2 separate regions of the Homo sapiens genome follow, and region 2 is linked to region 1. Evidence: chromatin loops called from intact Hi-C (ENCODE). Cell type or tissue: mammary epithelial cell. All regions are shown on one strand. Each heading gives the region's core, and the rest is flanking DNA. Links, peaks and the distances in the headings are about the cores only.

The links. Hi-C counts contacts between places; a loop is a spot of excess contacts. Peaks named below come from ENCODE experiments on the same cell type or tissue, not always from the same donor. Only the 100,000 strongest peaks of a DNase experiment are listed, where the experiment ranks them.
Region 2: a loop joins it to region 1, with 6 times the contacts of the local background. A loop is called at or near these places in 24 of 110 quality-filtered maps.

Annotation. Positions count from the first base shown.
Region 1 is chr18:22,811,608-22,816,981 of GRCh38, forward strand. All of the region lies in intron 2 of RBBP8-AS1 (RBBP8 antisense RNA 1), which reads right to left. All of the region lies in intron 1 of LOC124904263 (a long non-coding RNA gene), which reads left to right. Among named protein-coding and RNA genes, the nearest start is that of RBBP8, 120 kb to the right of the region's middle. In mammary epithelial cell, for the core only: a CTCF peak has its summit at 2,218 (motif pointing right); a DNase peak (open chromatin) is centred at 2,614; H3K4me3 peaks cover 239 bases; H3K27ac peaks cover 1,150 bases.
Region 2 is chr18:23,409,745-23,415,118 of GRCh38, forward strand. The region is part of intron 3 of SLC35D4 (solute carrier family 35 member D4); the gene reads right to left. Among named protein-coding and RNA genes, the nearest start is that of SLC35D4, 26 kb to the right of the region's middle. In mammary epithelial cell, for the core only: a CTCF peak has its summit at 2,255 (motif pointing left); no DNase peak of the experiment used is centred there.

The sequences.
Region 1 (5,374 bases), core at 215-5,214:
TTTGTGTCTCTATCTCCTTCAGTTCTGCTCTGATCTTAGTTATTTCTTGCCTTCTGCTAGCTTTTGAATGTGTTTGCTCTTGCTTCTCTAGTTCTTTTAATTGTGATGTTAGGGTGTCAATTTTAGATCTTTTCTGCTTTCTCTTGTGGGCATTTAGTGCTATAAATTTCCCTCTACACACTGCTTTAAATGTGTCCCAGAGATTCTGGTATGTTGTGTCTTTGTTCTCATTGGTTTCAAAGAACATCTTTATTTCTGCCTTCATTTTGTTATGTACCCAGTAGTCATTCAGGAGCAGGTTGTTCAGTTTCCATGTAGTTGAGTGGTTTTGAGTGAGTTTCTTAATCCTGAGTTCTAGTTTGATTGCACTGTGGTCTGAGATACAGTTTGTTATAATTTCTGCTCTTTTACTTTTGCTGAGGAGTGCTTTACTTCCAACTATGTGGTCAATTTTGGAATAGGTGCGGTGTGGTGCTGAGAAGAATGTATATTCTGTTGATTTGGGGTGGAGAATTGTGTAGATGTCTATTAGATCTTCTTGGTGCAGAGCTGAATTCAATTCCTGGATATCCTTGTTAACTTTTTGTCTCATTGATCTGTCTAATGTTGACAGTGGGGTGTTAAAGTCTCCCATTATTATTGCATGGGAGTCTATGTCTATTTGTAAGTCTCTAAGAACTTGCTTTATGAATCTGGGTGTTCCTGTATTGGATGCATATATATTTAGGATAGTTAGCGCTTCTTGTTGAATTGATATCTTTACCATTATGTAATGGTCTTCTTTGTCTCTTTTGATCTTTGTTGGTTTAAAGTCTGTTTTATCAGAGACTAGGATAGCAACCCCTGCCTTTTTGTTTGCTTGGTATATATTCCTGCATCCCTTTATTTTGAGCCTATGTGTGTCTCTGCACGTGAGATGGGTTTCCTGAATACAGCACACTGATGGTTCTTGACTCTTTATCCAATTTGCCAGTCTATGTCTTTTAATTGGAGGATTTAGCCCATTTACATTTAAGGTTAATATTGTTATGTGTGAATTTGATCCTGTCATTATGATGTTAGCTGGTTATTTTGCTTGTTAGTTGATGCATAATGTAAATGTTATGTATTATGTGCCTAATCATCTGCTGGTTCAGTTTTTTAATATTTGGATTATTTAGTATCTGGTTTTGTTTAACGGAACAGGACTGTGGTCAGAACAATGGCATGGTCAACCGGGATGCCCTCCTTCTGCAAGATAGGGAAGGGCGGGTGCTACATGACTGTGGGAACCAGGTGTCTGGCAATTGGGATGGTAACTGTCAAGAAATGCAAGTGTCTGAGGCTTTACCCTACTGGCAAGCTAACTTGTTTTATGGATGCTGTTAGAAGATGCAAGATTCCTGGATCAGGGAAAAGGATTTTATTACCTAAGCCACAGGAAGCAGCATGAACTTCATGCTTGCATCAGTTTCCCTTGCCCATCAGGTCACACAGGGGCAAAGTAGAGATTCCCAGGTTGGTGCTGTATACACTATGGGTTTCTATCACAGTTGAGTAATCTCAAGCTTAGGAAACCCAAATCTTATAATGGGCTGCAAGCAAACCTGCTTAACCTTTGCTCCAGAGAGAGACATACTGAACAAAAGCAAAGCTCTACTCTGGAGGAAGACACTATCTCTTTTTTCCAAGACTTTTCACTATAAAACATCCTTGGAAAGGTTGTCTGGAACAAAGGGCTGTCAGTGCCTCTGTTCACTAGCTGTGCAAGAGATGTATGTAGAAGTAGAATTACCTTCAACAGTGACTTAGCAGGTTCTGAAAAAAAAACCTGGAGTCACGAAATATCAGCCCATTTTATCATTCATCTGCACCAAAAGAAAATGTTGGTGAAATTAAAATTTAAAAACCCAACTCTCTACTCCCTCCCTTTCAAAAAAATTTAAGCAAAGCATGCAGCCTGGTACACAGTAGGCATCCAACAAGTGCTGATACCCATTCTCAGGCTCCCCACACATATCCTCTCACATAATTTTGGTGCTCATTTATTCTTTTCTTTGACATATGCTCTTATTTTCATTGTTTTCATCTTTATAAAAAATATTGATGTTGCAATTATGATTCGCAAAGGAATATGTCCTAGATGACCATATTTATAACTTCCCCAAAGGTCCAAAGAACTTTTTTGGATGTTTTGTACTGGAGTTGGTCTTGAGTTTCTGCACATGTGATACACTAGGTGGTGCTAATTGACTGAGCTGAGCAGGGACACTCTTTGCAGCGACGTTAAAGACTAAACCTCACTGAATAGATGTTTTTACAGACGTCAATCAAAGGAGGAAATCTCAATTATTAATAACTGCACTTCTTGAAGATATAAAGAGAAAATGCTATTAATAACGATCATGGTCTTTTCCTTCCCAAATTATTTATAATTACCTGCTTTGCCAAGGACAGAATTCAGCTCTAATTCTGCAGACATTGTCAGGTAATTGTTACGTTCAAGAAAAGCTCTAGCCTGAGTGAAATCTCCTAAACTAGAAAGTTGCCTTTCCTGGAGGAGCAACAATATGGAGAAATGCTTTGTAGAGCAAGGCAGAATTTTCTTTCCAGACCCAGGCAAGCTCAGGCAAGAACCTAAGACTACAGCCAGGTGTAGGGGAAAAAAATTCCTCAGCTGGTCTAGATCAACAAACCACTAAATCACTAAACTAAAGGGCTCCTTTACTAATTTGTCTTACATGGTCAGAAACATAATTTCAAGAAAAAGAAAGTCTTTATTTGAATTTATTGTTCAGACTAAAAGCGAATTAACCAGCAGGTAATCCAGGGCCAATATGAAACATAAAGGAAGATTTATATGAATCATACTTCCTCTGCATTGTATTACAGGAGAAATATAGTTCTAATTTGTAAACGTTCAAAGCATTTCTGACCCTTAAATAACTCCGATTTATAAAAGTAAACACACAAGCCAGCTTTTACTGTCTTTGTCTTTTATGAGTGCCGATGCATTAGGCAGCATTCTTGCAATGCCACACCAATGTGCCCCTACCAAGTAAGGTCAAAATAATAACTGTTCCAATTCTTTTTGTTGTTTTTTTTATAGAGATGGAGGTCTCACCATGTTGCCCAGGCTGGTCTCCAGCTCCTGGGCTCAAGTAATCCTCTCACCTCAGCCTCCCAAAGTGCTGGGATTATAGGCATGAGCCATCACACCCAGCAACTGTTCCGATTCTCAATGACACCTCTGTCTAGTGGAAATCCCACACCAGGTCTTTAGTTCTCCATTATATAAGTCATGAAACTGTCTTTATGAATGGCTGCACCTGGAAGTTTGATGCCTGAAGGTTTTTTTATGTAAACTGGATTATATTTAAGTAAAGATATCCACCCCATAGCTGCAAAGGACTGTCATCAGTGAAAGGAGAAGTTAAAAAAAAATAGAAAAAAATATATATATAGGTAGATATAAATTATTGGTAATATTTTAGTTCTCGAATGAGTAGCATCCATTATATTCTAAAAGCATAAATAAGCAAATAAAATAAGAAGGCCATTCATGAAACAATGACAATAATATTTTATGAAGCAAGGACTATAATTAATCCAATTCTATGTACTTAAATAAATAAACAGAATAAGTCAAAGGTAGCATAACATTCCACATCCATGTGACCCAATGCCTAAACATCTGCCTGTAACTACTCAACTCAGTCCTGGGAAATAACGTGGGCAAAAATAATTCAGAATCAGGATGTCTGGTTCTCCCACATTGGTGGGAACTTGAGTGAGGAACAGTCACGCTGATAATCTTTTTTTTTTTTTTTTTTTTTTGATACAGAGTCTCGCTCTGTTGCCAGGCTGGAGTGCAGTGGTGCAATCTCGGCTCACTGCAACCTCTGCTTCCCAGGTTCAAGTGATCTTCCTGCCTCAACCTCCTGAGTAGCTGGGACTACAGGCACGTGCCACCACGCCCATCTGTATTTTTAGTAGAGACGGGATTTCACCATGTTGGCCAGGATGGTCTCGATCTCTTGACCTCGTGATCTGCCCGCCTTGGCCTCCCAAAGTGCTAGGATTACAGGCATGAGCCACTGCGCCCGGCTGCATGCTGATAATCTTACAAGGCTTCAGGTCAGAGTAAGGGGACAGGTGCCTCCTTCCTGAGGAATGAAAATGTGCAAGGATCAGAAGAAACATCAGAAGTCATGTCCTGGTGTTATGGGATCTTTGGGGTGTCAATTTTCTGGCCAGAAACCTCTGTGGCCACAGCACCTTTGCCCAAGCTCTTGTCCTGAATCCAGGAAGAATGAAGTATGCAGACAAGTGAAGGGTGAACAAGACAAAAATGAGCTTTACTGAGTGTTACAACAGCTCAGAGGAGACCTGCAGTGGGTAGCTCCTCTCTGTAGGCAGGTCATCTATGGAGTTTTCAGTTCTCAGCAGAGAGGTGGCCCTGGAGAGGATAGCTCCTCTCTGCAACTGGTCATCCTGATGTCTGCAGCTCTGCAGCTCTCCCCCAGAGAGGAGGCCCTGGAGATGACGGCTCCTCTCTGCCAGCAAGTCGTCTCTGCAGCTCTCAGCAGAGAGGATAACTCCTCTCTGCAACTGGTCATCCCATCATCTGCAGCTATCAGCAGAGAGAATAGCTCCTCTCTACAGCTGGTCGTCCCATCCTCTCTTTCTCTCCCCTCTTTGTTCCTCTGGCCATCCTCTGCCCTGCTCTGGCTGAGCCCAGGGCTTTTATGGACCTCAGAGGGGAGGAAGTGTGTGCCTATTGGTCCATGGGCAGCCATGGGTGGTCCAGAAGAGGCACCACGAGTCCCCACTCCCATCCACAGGACTGGCAGCCCAGATCCAAGCCTTCAGGCCCTTCCCAGCCTGAAGGTGGGGCCTTAATGCGGGCTGCCCCCTTCCACCCAGGACTCTGCCTCTCGCTGCCATTCAAGGCCCAGGGCTCGGCCCCAACCCCACTCAGATATCCCAGCAGACACTGGGAAAGGAGAAGGGAGGGTTTTTCCTGGGGCCCCCAAGGTACAGGCTGCAGGGATGCCAGGGTCCTCCTGCGCCTAGGAGAGCGGGAGCTCCAGCCCCATCAACTCGGAAATGGGCTGGGCTCCTGCTTGTCCCGGCTCCTGCTCCATGAAACAGGAGGCCCAGGTCTGCAGCCTCGGGTCTGGCTGCTGCAGCTGCACCCAGGAGGGCAGATCCTGCCTGTTTCCGGCCCCCACCCAAGATCACTGGGAGGCTCCGATCCATAGCTGCAGTTTGGGTGGCTATAGCCCCACCCAGGAGGGCAGGTCTTCTGCCTGCTCCATAGAGCAGGAGGCCTGGGTCTGCAGCCACAATTCGGGCAGGGGCAGCGGCACCGAGGGAGCTCCCACCCCAACTC
Region 2 (5,374 bases), core at 164-5,163, 600 kb after region 1:
GAGGCAGGAGAATGGATTGAACCCAGGAGGTGGAGGCTGCAGTGAGCCGAGATCGCACCATTGCACTCCAGCCTGGGCGACAGAGCAAGACTCCGTCTCTTAAAAAAAAAAAAAAAAAAAGAGGATGGTTGTATCTGTATTGAACATAGACAGACCTTTCTCTTGCCATTATTCTCTAAACAATACAGCGTAACTACTACTGACGTAGCATTTACGTTGTAATCTAGAGATGATTTAACGTATATGGGATGACATGTGTAGGTTATGTGCAAATACTGTGCTGTTTTATATCAGGAACTTAAGCACCTGGAAATCTGGTTATGAGAGGGAACCTAGAAGCAGTCCCCCACATATACCAAGGGTCAACTGTATTCTTGTCTCATATCATGGTGTTTTTGCGATATGTAGGATAAATTCCCTGAAGTGGAAATGCTATTAAAAGATATGTGCATTAGGCCGGGCGCGGTGGCTCAGGCCTATAATCCCAGCACTTTGGGAGGCCGAGGTGGGCGGATCACGAGGTCAGATCGAGACCATCCTGGCTAACACAGTGAAACCCTATCTCTACTAAAAATACAAAAAATTATCCGGGTGCGGTGGTGGGCGCCTGTAGTCCCAGCTACTCTGGGAGGCTGAGGCAGGAGAATGGCATGAACCCGGGAGGCAGAGCTTGCAGTGAGCCGAGATCACGCTACTGCACTCCAGCCTGGGCAAAAGAGCGAGACTCTGTCTCAAAAAAAAAAAAAAGGTGCATTAAAGTTCGTAACTGGGGGCTGGGGGCTGGGCGTAGTGGCTCACGCCTGTAATCCCAGCACTTTGGGAGGCTGAGACGGGCAGATCACCTGAGGTCAGGAGTTCAAGACGAGCCTAGACAACATGGTGAAACCCCTAAAAATACAAAAAGTAGCCGGGCATCATGGCGGGCGCCTGTAGTGCCAGCTACTCGGGAGACTGAGGCACGATAATTGCTTGAACCTGAGAGGCAGAGGCTACAGTGGGCCAAGATCGCACCACTGCACTCCAGCCTGGGCGACACAAGTGAGACTCCATCTCAAAAACAAAAAGAAAAAAGTTCATAACTGGGTACCAAATCACCTTCCAGAGAGGTTGTAATGACCTGCCCTCCTTTACAGATCTAATGCTGTCTGATTCTAGGATAGCCAGAGGCCTGAACATTAGGAACAAACTAGGCACATGCAACTAATGCAACAATTCCCCACCTCTAATTCTTCAGCTGGTGCCATCTGGGCCTCCTGTGCTGGTTTATTCTTTCATTGTCCTGCTGGCCCACAAAGGAGGCAAGATGGAATTAAATCCTGAGATGGTCCTGGTGGGATCTCAGGTCTCTGTGGTGTGCGGGCCTCTAGGGAGATACTGAGCTACAGAAGAAAGAAGGAAGGAAGGAAGGAAGGAGGGAAGGAGGGAAGGAGGGAAGGAAGGAAGGAGAGAAAGAGAAGGAAGGAAAGAAAGAGAGGGGAGGGGAGGGAAGGGAAGGGGAAGGGAAGGGAAGGGCAGGGAGAGAGAAGGGAAGGGAGAGAGAAGGGAGGGGAAAGGGAAGAGGAGGGAAGGGAAAGGGAAGAGAAGGGAAGGGAAAGGGAAGAGAAGGGAGAGAAGGGAAGGGAGAGAAGAGAAGGGAGAGAGAAGGGAAGGCAGAGAGAAGGGAATGGAGAGAGAAAGAAGAAAGAAAGACAGACAGAAAAAGAAGGATAAAGAAAGAAAGAAAAAAGAAAGAAAGAGATAGAAAGAAAGAAAGAAAGAAAGAAAGAAAGAAAGAAAGAAAGAAAGAAAGAAAGAAAGAAAGAAAGAAAGGTGTGTGCTGTAGGGTCTCCCAGCAACTCCTAGCCACAAAGACTGCAGACCTTACCATGTTGAAGGACTATTTGCCAAGGGGTCTAATTTGAAAACTGTGGTAATAGATGATCTTTCTTAACTATTTATAAGCACAAATACTGCATCTTGTTTGAATCATGGGCCTGTTTTTTGTTTCCATACACACTCTGTCATCCCTAAGAACCCTGATGAACAAAGCATTTTATAAGAAGCTAACAAAAGTCTGTTGGCACGGTTTACAAAACTGTCGTTATTGAGATGAAGGCTAATTAAATTAAATTATTTGTTTTTCAAATAGAGCATGCATTATTGAGAGAACATCTACTCCCTGAAAACAATTTGCAGTTTAGCTCTTCATGGGTGCTGAAAAGGCTCCTGAAGCTGAATTTTTGAAAATTCTATGTTACACTGACACCTAGTGGACCAAAAAATAGTTTCCAAACATGAAAATAAAACAGCAAGAGGCCAGGCATGGTGGCTTACGCCTGTAATCCTAACATTTTGGGAGGCCGAGGCGGGAGGATCACTTGAGGTCAGGAGTTCGAGGTCAGCCTGGCCAACATGGTGAAATCCTGTCTCTACTAAAAATACGAAATTAGCCAGGCATGGTGGCATGCACCTGTAATCCCAGCTACTTGGGAGGCTGAGGCAGGAGGATCCCTTGAACCCAGGAGGTGGAGGTTGCAGAGCCAAGATCATGCCACTGCACTCTAGCCTGGACAACAGAGCAAGACTCTGTCTCAAAAAACAAACAAACAAAAAGAAACCAAGGTTCATGTTGACTACTGGAATTGCCTAAAATACTAATACCTTACAAATGTAAAGTCAGTATTTTCTTTAAAGTTGGAAAGGATTTCTGCATATTACATCACTAATTATAGAAGACCCCTAGATTTCTTTTTCTTTTTCTTTTTTTTTGGTCCACTACTGGTGACTATGCTTGTCAGTCTTACTGCCCCCTTTCTCCCTTCTTCTCACTTTCCTTAGACTTTTCTCTTTCATTCTTCACTCTTCCTCCTGACTCAGAGAGGATCACATTCCCTTGACGAAGTCCAGCCCTAATATTTCTTGAACCCAAGAGTCCTGTGATGACAGTTTCTCACAGAGCATAATTTAGAGATGGAGTCAAAGAACTATGGCCCATAGACCAAACCCCACCTGCTGCCTGTTTCTGAAAATAGCATTTTATCGGCACACTGTCACACCCAACCGTTTATGTATTGTCTGTTGCTATTTCTATGCTCTAACAGCAGAGCTGAGTAGCTGCAACAGAGATAGAAGAGCCCACAAGGCTAACATATTTACTCCTGGCACATCTGTTGGCCCAATTTAGAATAAGGCAGTCTGAGTCCCAACCTCTGGACCTTACTAGCTGAGATGCTCAAGGCTTCACACACTAGACAGTGCCCTGGGCTATACACAAAGGACCATGTGACCACTGGGTTTCCGTAAAGTTCTTTTTTTTTGTTTTGTTTAAAGAGATGGGGTCTCACTATGTTGCCCAGGTTGGTCTCAAACTTCTGGGCTCAAGCAATCTTCCTGCCTCAGACTCCCAGAGTGTTGGGATTACAGGCGTGAGCCACCGTGCCCAGCCTCAAGCTCCATTTCTCAAGGCACTTTCATCACTGGTTCTTCCCAGCTCTCTGATCATGCAGAATCATCACTTCTTCCCACTTCATGTTTCATTTTTTTTCTGATCCAAGATTCTCAACATGTAATCTAGTTTATGCTGAAATGGAAATCTTGTCATCTTCAGTAAGGTTCTGACAATCCCTAAAGCCCAATAAGAGCTTCAAAGAAACCAGTCTACAGCTCCCAACACCACAGTGTTTGAAAGGCCACTGCTCTCCTTCCCCACCAGGTGGTCAGGTTTTGACCCTGCCGCAGTGTTAGGGGCTGTTACCCTGTACCCTCCACTGTAAGGGCAGTTGCCTCCTCCAGCACCACCTTATCTACCTCACCCCTTCCTGGGAGGACCAAGGCTAGATGTGTCGCTGAGTGAGCCTCAGGAGATGGACTGCAGGAAAAGCACAGAACAGAGGCAATGTTAGTATTAAGAAATAGAGTTGGCCAGGCATGGTGGCTCACACCTGTAATCCCAGTACTTTGGGAGGCTGAGGTGGGTAGATCACCTGAGGTCAGGAGTTCGAGACCAGCCTGGCCAACACGGTGAAACCCTGTCTCTACTAAAAATAAAAAAATAAAAATAAAAATAAAAAATTAGCCAGGCATGGTGATGCACGCCTGTAGCCCCAGCTACTTGGGAGACTGAGGCGGGAGAAGTGCTTGAACCTGGGAGGCGGAGCTTGCAGTGAGCCAAGACCATCCCACTGCACTTCAGCCTGGGCGACAGAGGGAGGCTCCGCCTCAAAAAAAAAAATTAAAAAAAAAAAAAAAGAGGGCTGGGCGCGGTGGCTCACGCCTGTAATCCCAGCACTTTGGGAGGCCGAGGCAGGTGGATCATGAGGTCAGGAGTTCCAGACCAGCCTGGCCAAGATGGCGAAACCCCGTCTCTACTGAAAATACAAAAATTAGCCGGGCATGGTGGCAGGAGCCTGTAACCCCAGCTACCCAAGAGGCTGAGGCAGGAGAATCGCTTGAACAGGGCAGCAGAGGTTGCAGTGAGCTGAGATCAAGCCACTGCACTCCAGCCTGAGCAACAGAGTGAGACTCTGTCTCAAAAAGAAAGAAAAGAAAAAAAAGAAAAAGAAAAAGGAAAGGAGGAAGGAAGGAAGGAAGGAAGGAAGGAAGGAAGGAAGGCAGGCAGGCAGGCAGGCAGGCAGGAAGGGGAAAGAGAGAAAGAGAGAGAGAGTTGGGGCAGGGCACGGTGGCTCATGCCTGTAATCCCAGCACTTTGGGAGGCCTAGGCGGGTGGATCACCTGAGGTCAGGAGTTCAAGACCAGCCTGACCAACATGGCGAAATCTCGTCTCTTCTAAAAGTAGAAAAATAAGCCAGGTGTGGTGGTGCCCACCTGTAATCCCAGCTTCCCGGGGGGCTGAGGCAAGAGAGTCGCTTGAACCCCGCAGGCAGAGGTTGCAATGAGCCAAGATCACGCCACTGCACTCCAGCTTGGGTGACAGAGCGAAACTCCATCTCAAAAAAAAAAAAAATTTAAGTACAGCCAGACACAATGGCACACACCTGTAGTCCCAGCTACTTCAGAAACAGATGGGAGGATCACCTGAGCCCAGGAGTTTGACGCCATCATGGACAATATAGCAAGATCCTGTCTCTAAAATAAATAAATAAAATGTATGGCCAGGCATGGTGGCTCATGCCTGTAATCCCAGCACTTTGAGAGGCCATCAGGAGGACTGCTTGAGGCCAGGAGTTTGAGACCTACCTGGGCAACATAGTGAGATGCTGTCTCTACAAAAGTTTTAAAAATTAGCCAGCATGATGGCTCACACCTATAGTTTCAGCTACTCAGGAGGCTGAGGCAGGAGGATCTCTTAAACCTAGGAGTTGCAGGCTACAGTAAGCCATGACTGCACCACTGTACTCAAGCCTGGGCAACAGAGCAAGACTCTGTCTCTAAATAA